Linked DNA regions of Homo sapiens: regions 2, 3 and 4 are each linked to region 1. A link is an interaction called in ENCODE POLR2A ChIA-PET data of the cell type or tissue named here. Cell type or tissue: GM12878. All regions are shown on one strand. Links, peaks and the distances in the headings refer to the core of each region. The heading gives the core; the rest is flanking DNA. Region 1 overlaps LINC02816 (long intergenic non-protein coding RNA 2816). Region 2 overlaps XPR1 (xenotropic and polytropic retrovirus receptor 1). Region 3 has its middle 39 kb from the start of LINC01732. Region 4 overlaps XPR1 (xenotropic and polytropic retrovirus receptor 1).

Evidence for each region. Peaks named below come from ENCODE experiments on the same cell type or tissue, not always from the same donor. Only the 100,000 strongest peaks of a DNase experiment are listed, where the experiment ranks them.
Region 2: POLR2A ChIA-PET joins it to region 1 with 8 read pairs; 2 of 35 experiments call an interaction of 5 or more read pairs at or near these places.
Region 3: POLR2A ChIA-PET joins it to region 1 with 7 read pairs; 2 of 35 experiments call an interaction of 5 or more read pairs at or near these places.
Region 4: POLR2A ChIA-PET joins it to region 1 with 5 read pairs; 2 of 35 experiments call an interaction of 5 or more read pairs at or near these places.

The regions. Positions count from the first base shown.
Region 1 is chr1:180,907,214-180,911,672 of GRCh38, reverse strand. LINC02816 (long intergenic non-protein coding RNA 2816) reads right to left here. Exons shown (of 4, transcript NR_185877.1): 2 at 3,382-3,470; 3 at 2,902-2,981; 4 at 1-2,800. Among named protein-coding and RNA genes, the nearest start is that of LINC02816, 2.9 kb to the right of the region's middle. In GM12878, for the core only: no CTCF peak of the experiment used is centred there; DNase peaks (open chromatin) are centred at 2,022, 2,332 and 2,602; H3K4me3 peaks cover 1,421 bases; H3K27ac peaks cover 772 bases.
Region 2 is chr1:180,806,557-180,811,015 of GRCh38, reverse strand. It overlaps XPR1 (xenotropic and polytropic retrovirus receptor 1), which reads right to left. Exons shown (of 15, transcript NM_004736.4): 6 at 4,459. Among named protein-coding and RNA genes, the nearest start is that of LINC02816, 98 kb to the left of the region's middle. In GM12878, for the core only: no CTCF peak of the experiment used is centred there; no DNase peak of the experiment used is centred there.
Region 3 is chr1:181,132,926-181,137,384 of GRCh38, reverse strand. No RefSeq gene overlaps it. Among named protein-coding and RNA genes, the nearest start is that of LINC01732, 39 kb to the left of the region's middle. RefSeq lists enhancers at 1,372-1,421, 1,741-2,324, 2,032-2,451, 1,619-2,818. In GM12878, for the core only: a CTCF peak has its summit at 1,818; a DNase peak (open chromatin) is centred at 2,554; H3K4me3 peaks cover 1,493 bases; H3K27ac peaks cover 3,655 bases.
Region 4 is chr1:180,846,615-180,851,073 of GRCh38, reverse strand. The region is part of intron 11 of XPR1 (xenotropic and polytropic retrovirus receptor 1); the gene reads right to left. Among named protein-coding and RNA genes, the nearest start is that of LINC02816, 58 kb to the left of the region's middle. In GM12878, for the core only: no CTCF peak of the experiment used is centred there; no DNase peak of the experiment used is centred there.

The sequences.
Region 1 (4,459 bases), core at 152-4,151:
GAGGCTGGGACTTGCTGGGCCACATTCCCAGTGAGTTAGCTATACCCAGCTTCTAGATATTTACGGTTAAGAGAACAAATTAATAACGTTTGCTAAACAGACCCAGACTTAGGAGTGTCCTGATATCCTGATATCTTGAGAACAGACTCATTTGTAATTATGCTTTAAAGTTAATAATATCGATTATTGCAAAATATAGTAACTAAGAAAATTAATCCTTTATCACAAACCCTTGTAGCACAGCACATCTCCCCATGATCCTTTTTTATCCTGTGTAAGCGAGTATTGTACCCAGGGTGGATGCGTTCCTCCTCGTACTTTCCAGAACTCCCTCCTCTGTCTATGGAGTAGCTGTACTTTCACCACTTTACTTTCTTACTAAACTTGCTTTTGCTTTGCACTGTGAACGCACCTTGCTTTTTTTTTTTTTTTTTTTTTTTTGAGACAGAGTCTTGCTCTGTTGCCCAGGCTGGAGGGCAGTGGGGCGATGGATTCTCCCACCTCAGCCTCCTGAGTAGCTGGGGCTATAGACATGCACCACCACGCCTGGCTACTTTTTGTATTTTTAGTAGAGATGGGGTTTCACCATGTTGCCCAGGATGGTCTCGAACTCCTGGCCTCAAGTGATCCACCTGCCTCGGCCTCCCAAAGTTTGGGATTACAGGCATGAGCCACCACGCCCAGCCTTGCCCTGAATTCTTTCTTGCGAGAGATGCAAGAACCCTTTCTTGTGGTCTGGATTGGGACACCTCTCCTGTAGCAGTTACACAGCTCTGGTGACAGGTGGTCTCCAGGGTCCTGGGTGGCCTCTTCCCTCCCCGAAACTCACCATGTTCCCAGAACAAGAAGTTCCTTTAACAAAGCATTGACTGCTTTTGCTTTTTAGTATTGATCGCTTCACAGAGTGGTGCCTGCACTATTTGCAGTGGGCATACTGGCACCAGGCATTGGCTAAGCAGTTTAAATTCATTATCTCGTATTTCAGCCTTAAGAAGTAGGCAGTGGCTATTGTCTCCTTTTCTTTTTTTTTTTTTTTTTTTTTTTTTGAGACGGAGTCTCGCTCTTTCACCCAGGCTGGAGTGCTGTGGCGCTATCTCGGCTCACTGCAAGCTCCGCCTCCCAGGTTCACGCCATTCTCCTGCCTCGGCCTCCCAAGTAGCTGGGAATACAGGTGCCCACCACCGTGCCTGGCTAATTTTTTGTATTTTTAGTATAGATGGGGTTTCACCGTGTTAGCCTTGATGGCATCGATCTCCTGACCTCATGATCTGCCCGCCTGGGCCTCCCAAAGTGCTGGGATTACAAGTGTGAGCCACCACGCCTGGCCTATTGTCTCCTTTCTATAGACACTGAGTGTAAGTGAACGCCCCAGGATCCACAGCTGGGTAAGCTGTAGTCCAGCCTCCTAGAGTCCAGGCCCTCATGCCAGTACACTGCACAGTGCTGTCGCCAGCATCTGCCTGTTCAACATGGAAAGATTTAGTTTAAAAAAAAATCAAAAGATTTGTGAAAAAAATCATGAAGTGCTGTGATACTGAAAATGTGCTGGCACAGTGGCTTGGCCCTTCCTGGCTTTCTTATTCCTGCCGTCTAAGTTAAAAGCCCCTCAAGACTCCTTCTTCTCCTGCATGCCCAGTGTTAAGCCTGACAGCAGCAACACTGTTACTATTATTGGGGGCATCCTATGAGCTAAGGTACCCCACATAGGATCTTTTGCATCTTTACAACAACCATGCAAAATAGGTATAGTGTATCTCCACTTTAGTGATAAAGAAATCGAGCTGCAGAGAGGTTAAGTAGCTTGCCCAAGGCCACACAGCTAGTATAGCTAGAATCTGAACCCAGCTCTGTCTGGTTCCAAGATTTTCTGCCTTGCTTCCTCTTTTATAGAGGCACCTCTGAATTCAGACTCCACGGCTTCTGCTCCCACCCTCCCCCAGAAGTTAATGATCTATAAGGAAAGTTTCTGAAAGTTCCAGCAAAGGTTTAATGTTTAAAGAAAACCTGCCTCCCCCCAATCTTTTGAGATGCAAATAATCACTTTCAGTTTATTTGGGTTAAAGTTTTTTTTGTTTTTTTGTTTTTTGTGCGAGGGGAGTAGGGTGTTACATCTATATTGAGGCCTTAAAAGCCACCTGTCCTAAAGATACCCATGAGCACGAGCAAACCCTTAGAATGCTGTTGAATTGTGACATCTACATGTCGAGGGCATTCTTGTTCATCTGGATTCTGTTTGATTTAGCAGATATATGTTGAGCTCCTAGATATGTCAGAGACTGCAGAGACAAAATTTAGCACCACAGACCCTACTTTTGAGGAACTGGGGAGTTGGGGAGGGGCAGGCACACAAACTTTCTATATATGTGCTCCCAACCAGGTCAGCATAAGGTGGTGTAGGTTGCTCACAGAAAAGGCTAGATTGAGGGGTGTGTGTTGGGTGAGAAGGGGTACCACGGAGAACTGGGTCTTGGAGAATGAGCAGGAATTAGCCAGACAGAGGGGGAGGGGTGAGAGAAGACGTTTCAGGTAAAGAGATGAGCATAGATGCAGGCTCGGAGGTGTGAAACTGCCTGGTTTCAGTGTTACTAAGTGTAAAATTTAACCCAGGAAAGACAGGGGAAGGATGAGGTTGCAGAGCAGGGGAGGTTGGGTCTGGTGAGGAGCTTGGACCCCACCCTGTGACTGGCAGCCCCTCGGGTGTGGTCTTGACCAACACCTTAGCCCTTGAGCTGGGCACATAACCATCTTATTTATTTCCTTATGCGTCAGACACTTTCATTATCATCTTCTGGAGGGAGTTCTAGGAGGAAAACAAATACAATGTAAACAGTGATCACAAAGCCCCTTCCTCTGCTGAACAACTAGGGAAATGGACCATCCCAAGAAGCCCCTTTGACTTACTGTGAGTGAAAACACAAGCCTCATCCTTCCTCCCAACTTTCCAATGTGCTCTGAACGTTGGAAATACGGCGCCATGTGAGCTGTGGAAACCAGGTTTCACTCAGGATGAAGGGAAAAGTGAGGGAGATGGTCCTTCCAACTCACACCATTAGAGCAAAGTGGGGCAGAAATGGGGTGGGGGCACACTTCTACCATCCCTCGACTGTCCAGCCTAAAGGAGCTTGTCCAAATGGAAACCTGCATTTCCTGGTGGCTCCTGTCTTGCTCATGGGAACATGGTCCAAGGAGGCAACTGATCTGAGCAGCAACTGCTGAGGATCCCATTGCCAGCCCCAGGCCTGCCCTCATCACTTCCTCCAGCAGAGGAGCGAGGGCGCGTGCAGGGTCTACCATGTAGCTGCTTCCCCCCTCCCAAAACCCTCCCGCGGCTCCCCTGTACTCCCCACCGCGCTGCTGGGAAGGCTGATTCTGAGGCCTCACCTATGCAGATTCGGGTTCCTTAGGTTGGAGCAAGGCCCAGGAACCTGTTTCCTTCCAGGATTCCCAGGTGATGTTGAGGCCCGGTCAGTCTGGGGAAGCACAGGGCCTCGAGTTAAAACTCAAAAGCCTTTGCATGGCACATGGGTCACTCCAGCCTCATCTCTCATCCCAGCCCCGAGAGCCTGCCCTGCTTCCTCAACATATTGAGTTGCTTCTAGTTCCCTGACTGGTGGCACCGAGTCCTGTCTCCTTGCCTTTGCCCAGGCATTCCTTCAGCCTGAAGTACCTGCTTCACTCCACACACACACATCCTGCTGTGGACTGAACTGTGGCCCCCTCCAAATTCTTATGTTGATGCCCTAACCCCTCCGTGGGATAGTATTAGGAGGCGGGGCCTTTGGGAGGTGATTAGGGTTAGAGGAGGTCATGACGGTGAGGCCCCCAGGATGGGATTAGCATCCTGACAAAAAGAGACCCCAGAGAGCTCTCTCCCTGTGCACCCTCACCACCATGTGAGGATATAATGAGAAGGCAGCTGTCTGCAGGCCAGGAGGGGAGCCCTCACCAGCACTCCACCGAGCTGGCATGTGACCCCCGACATTTGCCTCCAGAACCGTGGAAATAATTTCCTGTGTTTTAAGCCACCCAGTCTATGGCGTTTTGTTATGGCAGCCCGAGCAGACTGACATCCCCATCCCAACTTGGCTGTCTCCTCCTAGACCTTCCACACTCAGCTCACATGTCACCTCCTCAGGGAAGCCTTCCCCCACTCCCTCCACAGCCCTCACCTGTCAGATCACCTGCTTCTATCAGAGCACTTGTCCACAGTTGTGCACATCTAAGCCTGTGTGTCTCCCACTTCACAGAGACTTCTTTCAAGCAGCACCGTGTCTGATCCTTCCTGTGTCCCTGGCCCCTAAGAGGTGCCCACCACAAAAAAGGTGTGGACCAAATGCCAGGTGATTAAATAAAAGAAAAAATCCCTATCAGATAGCGATGCCTGAGAGAGAGAGGGACCACAGCTTGCTAAGAGAATCAAGGTCCTCTCCGAAGGATTTGGTTCGTCCACTCAGTATGG
Region 2 (4,459 bases), core at 172-4,171, 100 kb after region 1:
CATTTACATTGTATTAGGTTTTATAAGTAACCCAGAGATCATTTAAAGTATTTAAGAGGATGTGTACAGGTTATATGCAATAGTATGCCATTTTATAAGGGACTTGAGCATCCACGGATTTTGCTATCCACAGGATCCTGGAACCAATCTCCAACAGATACTAAGGAACGACTATATATATACACACATATATATACATATATATACACATATATACATATATACACATATATATATACATATGAGTTTTGTAAATAGGAGAGAGTTAAGATGCAATTTCATTTTTACAATGAAATTGTAAATTTTTAAAGTCAGTATTACTCAGAGTTTGCACATTTGGTACAACAGATAAAATTAGAGACGATGACGGAGACAAGAACGCTTACTTTCTGATAGTACTTACATTATTATACTGAGGTAGCATTTTTTTTTTTTCTGAGACATGGTCTCGTCCTATCGCCTAGGCTGGAGCGCAGGGGTGTGATCACAGCTTACTGAAGCCTCAACTTCCCAGACTCAAGTGATTCCCCACTTCAGCCTCCAGAGTAGCTGGGACTACTGTGTGTGCCACCATGCCCAGCTAAGTTTTGTATTTTTTGTAGAGATGAGGTTTCACTGTTTTGCCCAGGCTGGTCTTGAACTCCTGGGCTCAGGCAATCCACTTGCCTTGGCCTCCCAAAGTGCTGGGATTACAGGTGTAAGCCACAGTGTGCAGCCCATACTGGGGTAATTTAAAGTAAATTTTTCAGGATATACGAGAGGTTCTTAAGAGACTGATATATCCAAATCTCCCGTGTATGTAGGCTCAAAAATATTATCTATTATAATTTAATTTTATATTTAGAAAGCGATTTTTGAAACTTCTGCTTTCTAAAATAAATATGTAATAGCAAGTGCCTAAGATTGTAAAGTGATGAGAAACACAGAGAGAGATAATCTTATAGACTTAAATATTTGCTGTGAATGTTATAAAATTTTTTGTTGTTAGAGATGATAGTACATTTCAGGTATTTTGTTTTCTAAAAACCTTCAAAAACAAAGCATTGAGACTCCCCTCTGTCTTATTATTACTTAATAGAGTAACAGATTCTAACTGTATTGTTAGTTTCTGACTGAAAGCATCCAAAAGATGGTCATTTGTCTTTTCCAAAGATAAAAAGTTACCTTTAGTTTCAAAAATTGTTTAATTTATCATATATACAAAAGAATGCATATAATTTATTTGGACTGTTAGAAATGAATAATAAAGTGAATCTATAACTACTATCCATATTTAGAAGCTGAACATTTCCATTAACTTTGAATTCCCTATTCCTCCCTGATCCCAAAACCTTCCCTCCGCACCAGAGATAACCACTTCCACATTTTCTTTAGCTTTACCATCTCTACAGGCATTCTTAAACACCCTAATTTTTTGAAACTAATTTTAAAATGTTTATTCAAAAACAACTGACATAAAAAAATTGCACATACTTAAAGTATAGAATTTGTGTCTTTTCTCTCTGGATGCTTTTAAGATTCTTCTCTTTATTTCCAAGCAGTTTGACAATAATATGCTTAGGATTTTTAAAAACTGCTTTACTGACTAAGTTGATATACAATAAACTGTATATATTTAAGGTGTACGATTTGATAAGTTTTGAAACTGCATAAACGTCTACAAAACCATCAGCATAATCAAGACAAAGAACATATCCACGACTCCCAAGAATTTCCCATGTGTCTTTGTAATCCTTTCCTCCCAGCCTACCCTACCCCACTCTATTCACAAGCAACCACTGATCTCCTTTCTGTCACTATTTATTAGTTTGCATTTTTTCTGGAGTCTTAGGTTAATGATATCATATAGTAGGTACCTTTTTTTTCTGCTTTCTCTCCACATAATTAATTTGAGGTTTATCCACATTGTTACATTTATCAATCAGTTATTCCTTTTTATTGCTAAGTAGTGTTTCATTGTATGGATATACCACAAATTGTTTATCCATTCACCTACTGATAGACATTTGGGTTGTTTAGATGCTATGAACATTTGTGTAGAAATCTTTATATGAACATATATTTGCACTTGTCTTGGGTAAATACCTAGGAGTGTAATAGCTAGACCATATGGCAGGTGTACACTTTTAAGAAACTTCCAAACTGTTTTCAAATGTGCTTATTCATTATACATTTTATATTCCACCAAAGCATATTAGAAAAGAGAGTTCCTACTCCTCCATCATTAGTATGATTAGTCTTTTTTAATCATTCTAACAGACAATGTATTATCTTACCGTGGTTTTAATTGGCATTTCCATAATGCCTAATGATATTGAGCATTTTATCACATGCTAATTTGCCACCTGTACATCTGTGAAGAACTGTTCAGGTCTTTTGCCCATTTTTAAAAGTTGGGTTGATTGTTTTCCTTCTATTGAGTATTGGAGTTCTTTATATATTCTAAATATAAGACCTTTAACAGATATGTTTTATAAATATTTTCTGCTAGTCTCTTGCTTTTCTTTTCATTCTCTTAATATGTCTTTTGAAGAGCATACGTTTTTTAATTTTGATGAGGTGCTTTTGGTGTCATTTCTAAGAAATCTTTGCATAACCCAAAGTCATTAGGACTTTCTTCTATATTTTCTTCTAGAAATTTGTAGTTTCCAGTTTTCATTTAGATCTATGGTACATTTAGAACTGTATGTTGTGAAGTATGGATGAAAGCTCATTTTTTTTTTTTTTTGGTATATGGAATTCAACTGTTTCAGCATCCTTAGTTGAAAATGCTACCCTTCTCCACTAATCTGCTTTATATCTTTATCAAATATCTGTTGTTCGTAATATGTTAGTCTATTTTTGGACACTCTATTCTGGTCCATTGATCATTTGCCTACCATGACACTATTACCACACTCTCTTGATTACTGCAGCTTTAATAAGCTTTCATAAGGTAATGTTAATCCTTCAATTTATGTTCCAAAGTTGCTTTGGCTATTCTAGGTCCTCTGCCTTTCCATATACTTTTCTTTTTTTGGAGACAGAGTCTTGCTCTGTCACTCAGTGCAGTGGCGCGATCTCGGCTCACTGCAACCTCCACCTCCTGGGTTCAAGTGATTCTTGTGCTTCAGCCTCTCAAGTAGCTGGGATTACAGGCATGTGCCACGAAGCCCAGCTAATTTTTGTATTTTAGTCGAGATGGGGTTTCATCATGTTGGCCAGGCTGGTCTTGAACTCCTGGCCTCAAGTGATCCACCTGCCTCAGCCTCCCAAATTTCTGGGATTACAGGCATGAGCCATCGTGCCTGGCCTCCATATAAATTTTTAAATCTGCTTATCAATTTTACAAAGAAGTCTTCTGAGATTTCTGAGCTGGAACGTATTATATCTATAAATCACCTCAGGAAGAAACAACGTATCTTTAAAATACTGGGTGTGTGCAATATACCCATGAACATAGCATCTCTCTCATCCAAGTCTTTAATTTTGCTCAGCAGTGTTTTGTAGTTTTCAATGTAAAGGCCTTACACATCTTTTGTCAGAATTATTACTAAGCATTGTATATTTTGATGATATTATAAACAGCATTGCTTTAACATTTTTTGATTTCCAATTGTTCTTGCAAGTATCTAGACAAATGATTTTACATATTGGTCTTGTATTTGGCAACCTTGCTAAACTCATTTGTTAGTTATAGTAGCTATTCTATAGATTCACTAGATTTTCTACATAGATCATCAAGTCACTGGCAAAACCCCACTGGTTTTACTTCTTCGTTTCTACCCTGAATGTCTTTTATTTCTTTTTCTTCCCTTACCGCACTGGCTATAATCTCCAGCACAATGTTGAATACAGGTGTTAAAAGTGAATACCCTTTTTTGGGCCAAGTCTTAGGGAGAAAGCATGCAGTGTTTACCATTGAGTATGATAATAATTGTAGAGGTTTTATTTTTTTTTTAATAGATGCCTTTCATTAGGCTATGGAAGCTCTGTTATTGATTTCTATTCCACTGTTGTCTGAAAATATACTTTGCATGACTTAAATCCTTCTATATTTATTGAGACTTGTTTTATGACACAGAAGATATCACTTAATAAATTTTCTTTTTTTATAACTACTGTGTAGATATCATTTAATAAATGCTTTTTTGGAGTAAGCTATATAGCAATCCAGTATATCTGAACCCACCAGATCATTTTTTTTAAATCACATCTTAATCATTTGATGATACCAGTAAGTTAACATGTCAGTAAGAATAAACAAGAAAGTACAGTATGAGAAGAGAAAGGTGGAAGACATTATAATTCAGAATGAAGTAAAATATAGCATATAATGTTTAAAAAACTAAAATAAGAAAAATAGCAACTACTTATAAACTTTGGCTGAAAATTTTTTTAAGATAATGGGGCCAGCTAAATACTGTGTTGATTATTAAATAGGTGAAACCAAACAAACTACTGGAACCAAATACTAACC
Region 3 (4,459 bases), core at 168-4,167, 230 kb before region 1:
GGGGTTCACGACCAGCCTGGCCAACATGGTGAAACCCTGACTCTACTAAAAATGCAAAAATGCAAAAATTAGCCAGGCGTGGTGCTGTGTGCCTGTAATCCCAGCTACTCAGGAGGCTGAGGCAGAGAATTGCTTGAACCCGGGAGGCAGAGGTTGCAGTGAGTTGAGATCACGCCACTGCACTCCAGCCTGGGTGACAGAACAAGACTTCATCTCAAAAACAAAGAGTCCCATAGGTGATCACCTTGTGTGGATGAGAAGCAATGACTCGGGGTTGGCGAAGAAGACGGAAGGCCCTAGAAGGATGGAAATACAATCTGAAGGGAGGTGTATTTTGGAGGCAGGACTAACCATTGGCATATTGTTGTTGTCAGACTTTAGGACAGTGTGTGAAGGAGCATCTCACCCTGGGAGTCAGAGACACTGGGGTGAGGGAAGTGGTCACGCATCCACAGAGGTGAGGAGCTGCTCAAGGCAGGCCCCGCTGTCTGTGTGCGTGCTCCGTGTCTCTGTGTGTGTGTGGTGTGTCTATGTGTCTGTGGTGTGTCTGTGTGTGATGTGTGTCTGTGTGTGTGGCGTATGTCTCTGTGTGTGGTGTGTCTATGTGTCTGTGGTGTGTCTGTGTGTGATGTGTGTCTGTGTGTGTGGCGTATGTCTGTGTGTGTGGTGTGTCTGTGTGTCTGTGGTGTGTCTGTGTGTGTGGTGTGTCTGTGTGTCTGTGGTGTGTCTGTGTGGTGTGTCTATCTGTGTGGTATGTGTGTGGTGTGTCTGTGTGTCTGTGGTGTGTCTGTGTGTGGAGTGTCTGTGTGTCTGTGGTGTGTCTTTGTGTGTGTGGTGTGTCTATGTGTGTAGTGTGTCTGTGTGTGTGTCTCTATGTATATGATATGTTTGTGTCTGTCTGTGGGGGGTATGTCCGTGTGTGTGTCTCTGTGTGTGTGTGCACACGTGCGCACAATTGAGGGAAGAGCTAAAAGCCTTCCAGAAAAATCCAGTAGGGGTTGGGGGTGGAAAGAGGCAGGCTTCGCCAAATACTAACAACCTGAATATTAAAAGAAGCTGTGCCTCTGGCCATGACATCATCGCTCCCTTCACAAAGTGTCCAATGGGGCATTTCCTGGTCATAGCAAAGGAATGGTGAAAATCAGCTGCACATCACAGCTGAATTGCTTTCTCCTATTGTTTTCTCATAAATATGAGGTTCTGAGCTATAGGTGGGCATTTCCAAGCTAGCTTCAGAACTGTGCCTCCATTCCCACAGTAATTCTGCAAGGCAAGGGGTTCTGCGTTCCTAACAAGCGGTCTAGAAATAAAGCCTTGGGAACAACTCAGAGGAAGTCACTCGGCCTTACACAAATTGCAGGCGGAGGACAGTTCCCTCTTTTGCAGATCACACTGTCACAAATCAGCTTTTTCTTATAAATCAGCATCTCTGCTGCTTACTCATGTTCAGCTTGTGGCCAACTATGACACTCCAGGAATTGTTTTCTTCTGTAATTTGACCCAGGAGGGTTTGAGCTGTAGTTTTTATGCCGGTTCGTAGTAGTATGGCCCAGAGGAGCCATCACAGGCAGCATTCTGAAGGAGTCTTTTAGAGAAAGCTGCACCTCCTTATGAACAAAGGCTAAAGAAAGTTTATTATCTTGGAATCCAGGGTGAAAACAATTCAGTTTTTTAAAGATCTATAAAAGTTACCCAAGGCTTCTTAGACCCTGCCAGTCTGAGACACAAAAACAATAGAAATCCATATTTGCCTGGCTCTGAACCACACCGCTGCAGCTCCCCCACCCCTAGAACCCCACCCAGCAGTTCCAGATGTCCCCACAAGGGCTCTCAAGTTCTCCAGAGAGGACAGTAGTCAGAGGCTCAGACAGGCAGGGACTCCAATGATGACTGGTGACGTGAGCCTCAGTTTCCTTATCTGTAAACTGCAAAATGTAAAATCTGAAAAGCGGAGATAAATCTCACTTCATGGTGTTGTTCTAAGGACTAAACGATCCAATATATGTAAAAGACCTAAGCCCAGTGCCAGGCATCTGGTAAGTAGTCAATAAATGCTACCCACCACTACTACCAGCCACCCCCATTACAGCCTCCTCATCAATACCCATCCCTGCTCCGGCTCGCCTCCCTCCCGACTCGGGCGTTCTCTCCATGCCTCAGATCCAGTCACCTCTCCCAAGGATCTCCTTGGTCTTCTCAGGAACCTGGCCAGCCTGCCCCAGCAGACATGCCCGGGCATGCCTCCCTCACCCTCAGCCTCATGCTGGGCTGCTGCCACGCAGATGCAGACACCCAGGGACACACAGGCAGAAACACCCCACTACAGTCTCGCTGCTCTCTGTCCTTGCCTGCCCCTCCCATGGGGCACACCCATCCCCAGGCTCCCAAGCTGGGGGACCAAGGCTCTGAAGAAACTAGCGCCTGGCAGGGATGGCACTGTGAAACCACAAGGCTGTTTAAGAGTCACGGTCACTGTCAGGGGGCCCACAGGAGAAGTCAGTAGTGAAAGCCAAACACAAAACACCCAGGATGAAATCAGGCAAATTGGAGAAAGTAGCTGGGGGCACAAGGACACTTGGGTGGAAGACAGAGGAAAGATGCGGGTCACATAGCAGCTTCCCCTAATTCCCACGCTCCTCCACCCCGCCTTGAAAATCTGGCATTGTCAACACAAAGCCGGAAAAACCCTGGAGGCAACAATCTCAAACCTGAGACTTAATAAATGCCAACTCTGTCATTTACAGAATGACCTTTGACAAGTCTCTCTTCTTCTGGGGGAACCACAATTTCCTCTTTTTTTTTTTTTTTTTTTTGAGACGGAGTTTCACTCTTGTCACCCAGGCTGGAGTGCAATGGCACGATCTCGGCTCACTGCAACCTCTGCCTCCTGGGTTCAAGCAATTCTCCTGCCTCAGCCTCCCAAGTAGCTGGGATTACAGGCATGCGCCACCACGCCAGCTAATTTTGTATTTTTAGTGGAGACGGGGTTTCTCCATGTTGGTCAGGCTGTTCTCGAACTCCCGACCTCAGGTGATCTGCCCGCCTTGGCCTCCCAAAGTGCTGAGATTACAGGCGTGAGCCACCACGCCCGGCCCACAATTTCCTCATTTCAAAACAGGAGAGCAGCCCAAATGGCATGAATATCTGCAGGCAGGCCCTGGCCGCTGCCCTTACCTCAGCTGCACTCATTAATTCACCTTCCCTGAGCGCCTGCTCTGTGCTGGGGGCCACTAGGCCTGGGAAGCAAAGGCTGAAGGCTGCTGGAGAAATCTGGTCTTAACCATTCCCACGCAGGCATGTGGGCAGGCAGTGCGGGCTGGGTGTGCAGAGAATGCACTGAATTCACCTACAGGGTCTGTCGCCTGAGCCTCTTGAAGGAACACAGGGAATTCAGGTAGAGAAGGCAGAGAGGACATTCCAGGAAGGGAAATGAAGGTGGGGAGGGAATGACAAGTGTGGGGTTTCTCAGGGTAGAAGAAGTTGTGAAGCGAGGGGTAGCAGGTGTGAGGCTGGAGGATTACGGCCATGTGCTCTCTCAGGAGCCTGTGGGAGGTGGGCGTATCCCATCCAGGCCAGGAGCCGCAGGAACCTGTCTGTGCCTTGGGTCAAGGTCATGCTGACTGCCTGAGCAGCAGGGGCCTGGTTGGGCGATCCCTGGAGAGGCAAGGGGCCAGCACAAGGTGGTGGCAGTGGGAACAAAGAGATGGAGAGGAGGGGAAATGGGGAGAAGCTGGCTCTCTGTAGAGAGTGCCACTGGCTCAGTCAGTTCAGGGATGCAAAGCAGACTCATTTTAAAGACCTGCTGTTCCCTTCTTCCCACTATACTCAGCAGCTTCAACCCCTCACTCCCTTGAATAAGACCAGCCTGTAATTAGCAAACCTCAGTAAACAAACCAGTGGTAGCGTCCTCAGCCCAGGCTGCAGGTTAGCCTCATATGGGGAGCTTGGGAACTTTTTAAATGCCAGTGTCCATGACCTTCCCCAGACCCAGGGAATCAGAACCTCTAGGGATGGGGGACTAGACTGCTGCATTTTTTTCAAGCTTCCAGGTAATTCTAATGTGCAGCCAGGGTTGAGACCTACTGGGCAGGCGTCTTTAGAATCGCTGGTTTCCTTAAGCTGATGATCTTCTAGTGCCTTAGTGAGGTGGGGATGCTGTCTCATCCAGGCCTTTGCTCCTGCTGTTCTCATTGCAGAGATCACTGTTGTCCCTTTCCCCCTGCCTGGGTCAGTTTCCTACCTACCTCAGGTCTCAGCTGAGGCAATATTTTCTCTGCAGAGGCACCCCCAAGCTCCCCAAATCTGGGTCATGGGCTGCTCCTATACTGTTCTTGCCTGTTTACGTGTCTGTACCTCCCAACTCTTACCTCTTCTGGGGTGGGGGGGATTTTAGCTTAGCTATCATTTATCCGACATGGAGTAGACACAATATACACACTTCTTGGGTGAGAAAATGAAT
Region 4 (4,459 bases), core at 288-4,287, 61 kb after region 1:
TTCTCTCCTGGAAAAGACACAATTTCATTTATTTAACTAAATGAAATGCTAACAACTATAACCACTTTAAAAGAAATATAAGGATACTATAATCCTTTTTTTTTTTTTTTTTAAAGACACAGGGTCTCAATCTGTTGCCCACGCAGGAGTACATTGGTACAATAATAACTCACTGTAACTTTGAACTCCTGGGCTCAAGTGATCCTCCTGCCTCAGCCTCCCAAGTAGCTAGAAATACAGGTGTGTACCACGACACTTGCCTAATTAAAAAATAATTTTTTAGAGATGAGGTCTCACTATGTTGCCCAAGCTAGTCTCGAACTCCAGGCCTTAAGTGATCCTCCCAACTTGGCATCCCAAAATGCTGAGATTACAGGTGTCAGTTACCATGCCTGGCCAGGATTCTATACATTTTACACAGTGTCTCAAGTGCTCATTTTATGAAAGCTTCAGGTAGTACATACATATGGGCAGAAACTTTTTTCTTAATTGAACTGAAAAAAGTGATAAACATAAGCTAAAATTATAGTCATTTAAAAATGGAAATAAGATTGGAGTACATCTTTAAGCAGCTATAATACAGAATATAGTAATCAGAATTGAATATAAAATAAATGCAGATCACAAAGATGTATTCTAGAAATGTGAGAAATAACAATATGTATTCCATATTATGGTTAGTTAACAAACCTAAAAAGGGAGTGAGAAGAAATATAATAGGAGATAGGCACAGAGAGAAGGAAAGCCAAAATCTCTTCCACGTTTTCTTCATACAGCCTGCCAATATTCTACACCAGTAAAACATATCAGATCTAAAAAATCCATCTGAAACAATTCTAAATATCAGAGTAAAACAGTCCAAAACTGTGATGCCTTTTTATATAAACCTTCATTTCATTTTTCTTTTAAATAAAATATTTTTAGAAGTAGAGTAAAACCTGTATTATCTCAAATGCTACCAAAAAATCAAAGTCAGTACTTCTGAAACACCTACTCACATATTTACTGTGGAATCTACTTCACCAACTGCAGTATCAATCCACTTTGAGATATAATTAAAAATAAAAAATTTCAATAGTCTCTAATGACTTTCAGCAGAATAAAAGCTGATGGGAGAAACAAAATCTTTTTGTTGGTGGGGAACTCCTGGGTCCCCTTTCTTGATGTGCTTTGTGGGTGTGCGCACGCATGTACCTGTATTGAGACTTCCACTGAAGTATAACTAACACTTGACTGTCTCTGCTCTGCTTTCTCATTCCTCTCTATGAAAACTTACACATATGTCCTTAAAACCTCCTTATGAAGTGAGTACCATTATCATCAGGCAACATGCCCAAGATTCATTGATCCAAAGCCCACACTCTCACCCAGTATGCTTTATTGCCTATGTACCATTCATCACTTGACTGCTAAGATTTTACAAATAGTTCAGTAGGAGGAAGTAGTATTCAAATCTACTTTTATTTGTCTCTATATTTGCTCAACACCACATCTGTTTACAACATCTGTTGTTTGCATGCACTTAATGTGTCCTCAGTGAATCACCTTTAGCAGAAGACATGGTAAAAATGCAAATTTTGGATCGCCCTAATCCTACTCAATTAGACTGAAGGTAAAACCCAAGATAATGCATTTTAAAGCAAGCATCCAAAGTAATTCAGATACACACCAAAATTTGAGGATCACAACATTATAGCACGCTGCCTTGTAGGAAATAACTTTTTAGAGTTAAAAAAAGGAATGAATCTAGAGTCAAAATTCTGGTTTTGCTACTTACTGTCATGTGACCTTGCGCAAGCAAAATGAGAATAACACCTGTTTCCTTTCTTTCGGAGTTGGTATCAGGTTCAAAATGACATAATGTCTGCCAACACATGACATATTTGCAAATAGCTCTATCAGACTAATAGAATGTAAAGAGCTAAAGGGGCCTTAGAAAGTCTAGGCCAACAACTTAAAAATTTTTTTTACCTTTAATCGTGATTCTAGTCATTGGTCTAAGATACAGAGTGACATATTATACGCACATGTGTGTATAGTATTTTGCTATACTTAGGAAGTATTCTTATATTCTTTCTTAAAAAATTAACAAACATCTCCTTGGCACCTACAGAGCTGACCACATGGCTTTTCTCCTTTGGTTTAGTGATATGGTAACATTTAATTTTTAAGGATTCCTAACACTGAATTATTTTTTGCATTACTAAAATATCTTAGTCATGGTATATTATTCTTTTAATATACTGCTCAGTTCTAGCTGCAAACATTTTATTAAGACTTTTTATAATGTTGGTGGGAATGTAAACTAGTATAGTCACTATGGAGAGCAGTATGGAGGTTCCTCAGAAAGCTGCATATAGGAACTACCACGTGATCTAGCAATTCCACTACTTGGCATTTCAGTCCAAAGAAAAAGAAATCAGTATAACAAAGAGACATCTGCAGTCCCATGTTTACTGCAGCACTATTCACAATAGCCAAGATAAAAAAATCAACATAAGTGTCCAACCACAGATAAATGGATAAAGAAAATGTGGTGTATATACACAATGGCATACTATTCAGCCATAAAAAAGAATGAAATCCTGTAATTCCCAGCAAAACAGATGGAACTGGAGTACATTACATTATGTGAAATAAGCCAGGCACAGAAAGTTAAACACCACATGGTCTCACTCATATGTAGAAGCTAAAAATGTTAATCTCATAGAAGTACAAAGTCCAACAGAGGTTACAAGAAGCTGGGAAGCATAGGGGAGAGAAGGATAGGGAGAGATTTGTTAAAGGATTCAAAATTACATCTAGATAGGAGCAATAAGTTCTAGTGTTCTATACCACAGTAGGATGACTACAGTTAACAATAATATACAGTTTCAAATAGCTAGAAGGATAGTGAGTGTTACCAACACAAATGATAAATGTTTGAGATGGATATCCTAATTACTTTGATCTGATCACATATACAGAACATCACTATGTACCCTATAAATATGTATAATTATCTTGTATCAATTTTTTTAAAGAATTTTTGTATGTATATTAATAAGTAACATTAGACTACAGCTTTATTGAGTGTGATATTTTTCAGAATTATGCTAGTTTTGTAAAGAGAAATAAGATGCTTTCCTTCTACGTTTCCAAACGGTTTAAATGGCACAAACCATTCCTTGAAGGTTTGAAAGGTTTTACAAAGTTTCACTTGTGAAAAAACTGTGGTCTGACACTTCAAAGACAACTTTCCCTATTCCTGCAATAGTTCTTAGTCCATAATTTAGAGTGTCTGCCTTCTTGCATTTATCTTGTTAATTTCTAATTTCCTAAAAATAAATGGTCCATTTTATCTAGACATTTACTCATAATTATTTTAAATTCTTCCACATCTATAATGAAAATCCCTTCCCTAATATTTTGCATGTGAGTTTTTTCACGCTTTCATCACAGATGGTGGAGAGGATATCAATACCAATTAACACCAGTTATAGTGTATTTACACAACTTAATCTTTATAATAAACTTATGAGGTGGGAATTATTCTCTCAATTTTACTAATTTTAAATCAAAGAAATCTAGTCACTTTCTCAGGGTAACATAATTAGTAAGTGGCTAAATTAACCTAGTCCTAACTCCAAAGCCCACATTCTAGTTCTCAATGTGAAAACGTGCCTTTCACTAAGATGGTGCTTTTAAAATTCTTACTGGAAGAAGGGTTGATTAAATTGAGAAGAGCTAAGTATTTTGCTCTTTAGGTAAGAAATACTACTTTCTGCAATAGAAAGTTTAATGACAGATTTAAAAATTAATTTCAAATATCAACTTTTTCAGTTGAGAAAGGAAACAGAATTAGTCTAATATTCATAAGTGAGAAGACTATATAACAGATCTTAGAGTTTCTGCCTAATTTTCTTCAGTGATTCAGTCTTTTCTATACCAGCTATGAAATGTGTTGTGTAGACTTCAACATTCTACTTTGGGAGATATTTACTTCGTTTGAGAAGATTCCTGGTAAGGATAAAATAGTTACAAGTAGTACAATTCTACCTTTAAAAGAAAGATGTTCTGGGGTATTATTCAGAAGCAACTAAAAAGTATTTAGAGAGAGGCCTGAGGAGCCCACAGGAGAGGAACAAGTAGAAATACAAATGCTACTTATCAATGAGATATTTAGGTAGATGTTTTATTTTCCTTCCTATTAAGTGGCATCATTTTTTTTTTTTTTTACTATGTGAAGAAAATATTGTGTGTAGTGTACGAAAAGTTTCTTCACTCTGAATATTTTCATGAAAACCGTATCTTATACCTATCCAAAGTATCAATGAAATTAAGTATTAGCCAGGCACCGTGGCTCACACCTGTAATCCCAACACTTTGGGAGCCCGAGGCAGGCAGGTCACCTGAGGTAAGGTCAGGAGTTTGAGACCAGCATGGCCAACATGGTCAAACCCCATCTCTACTAATAATA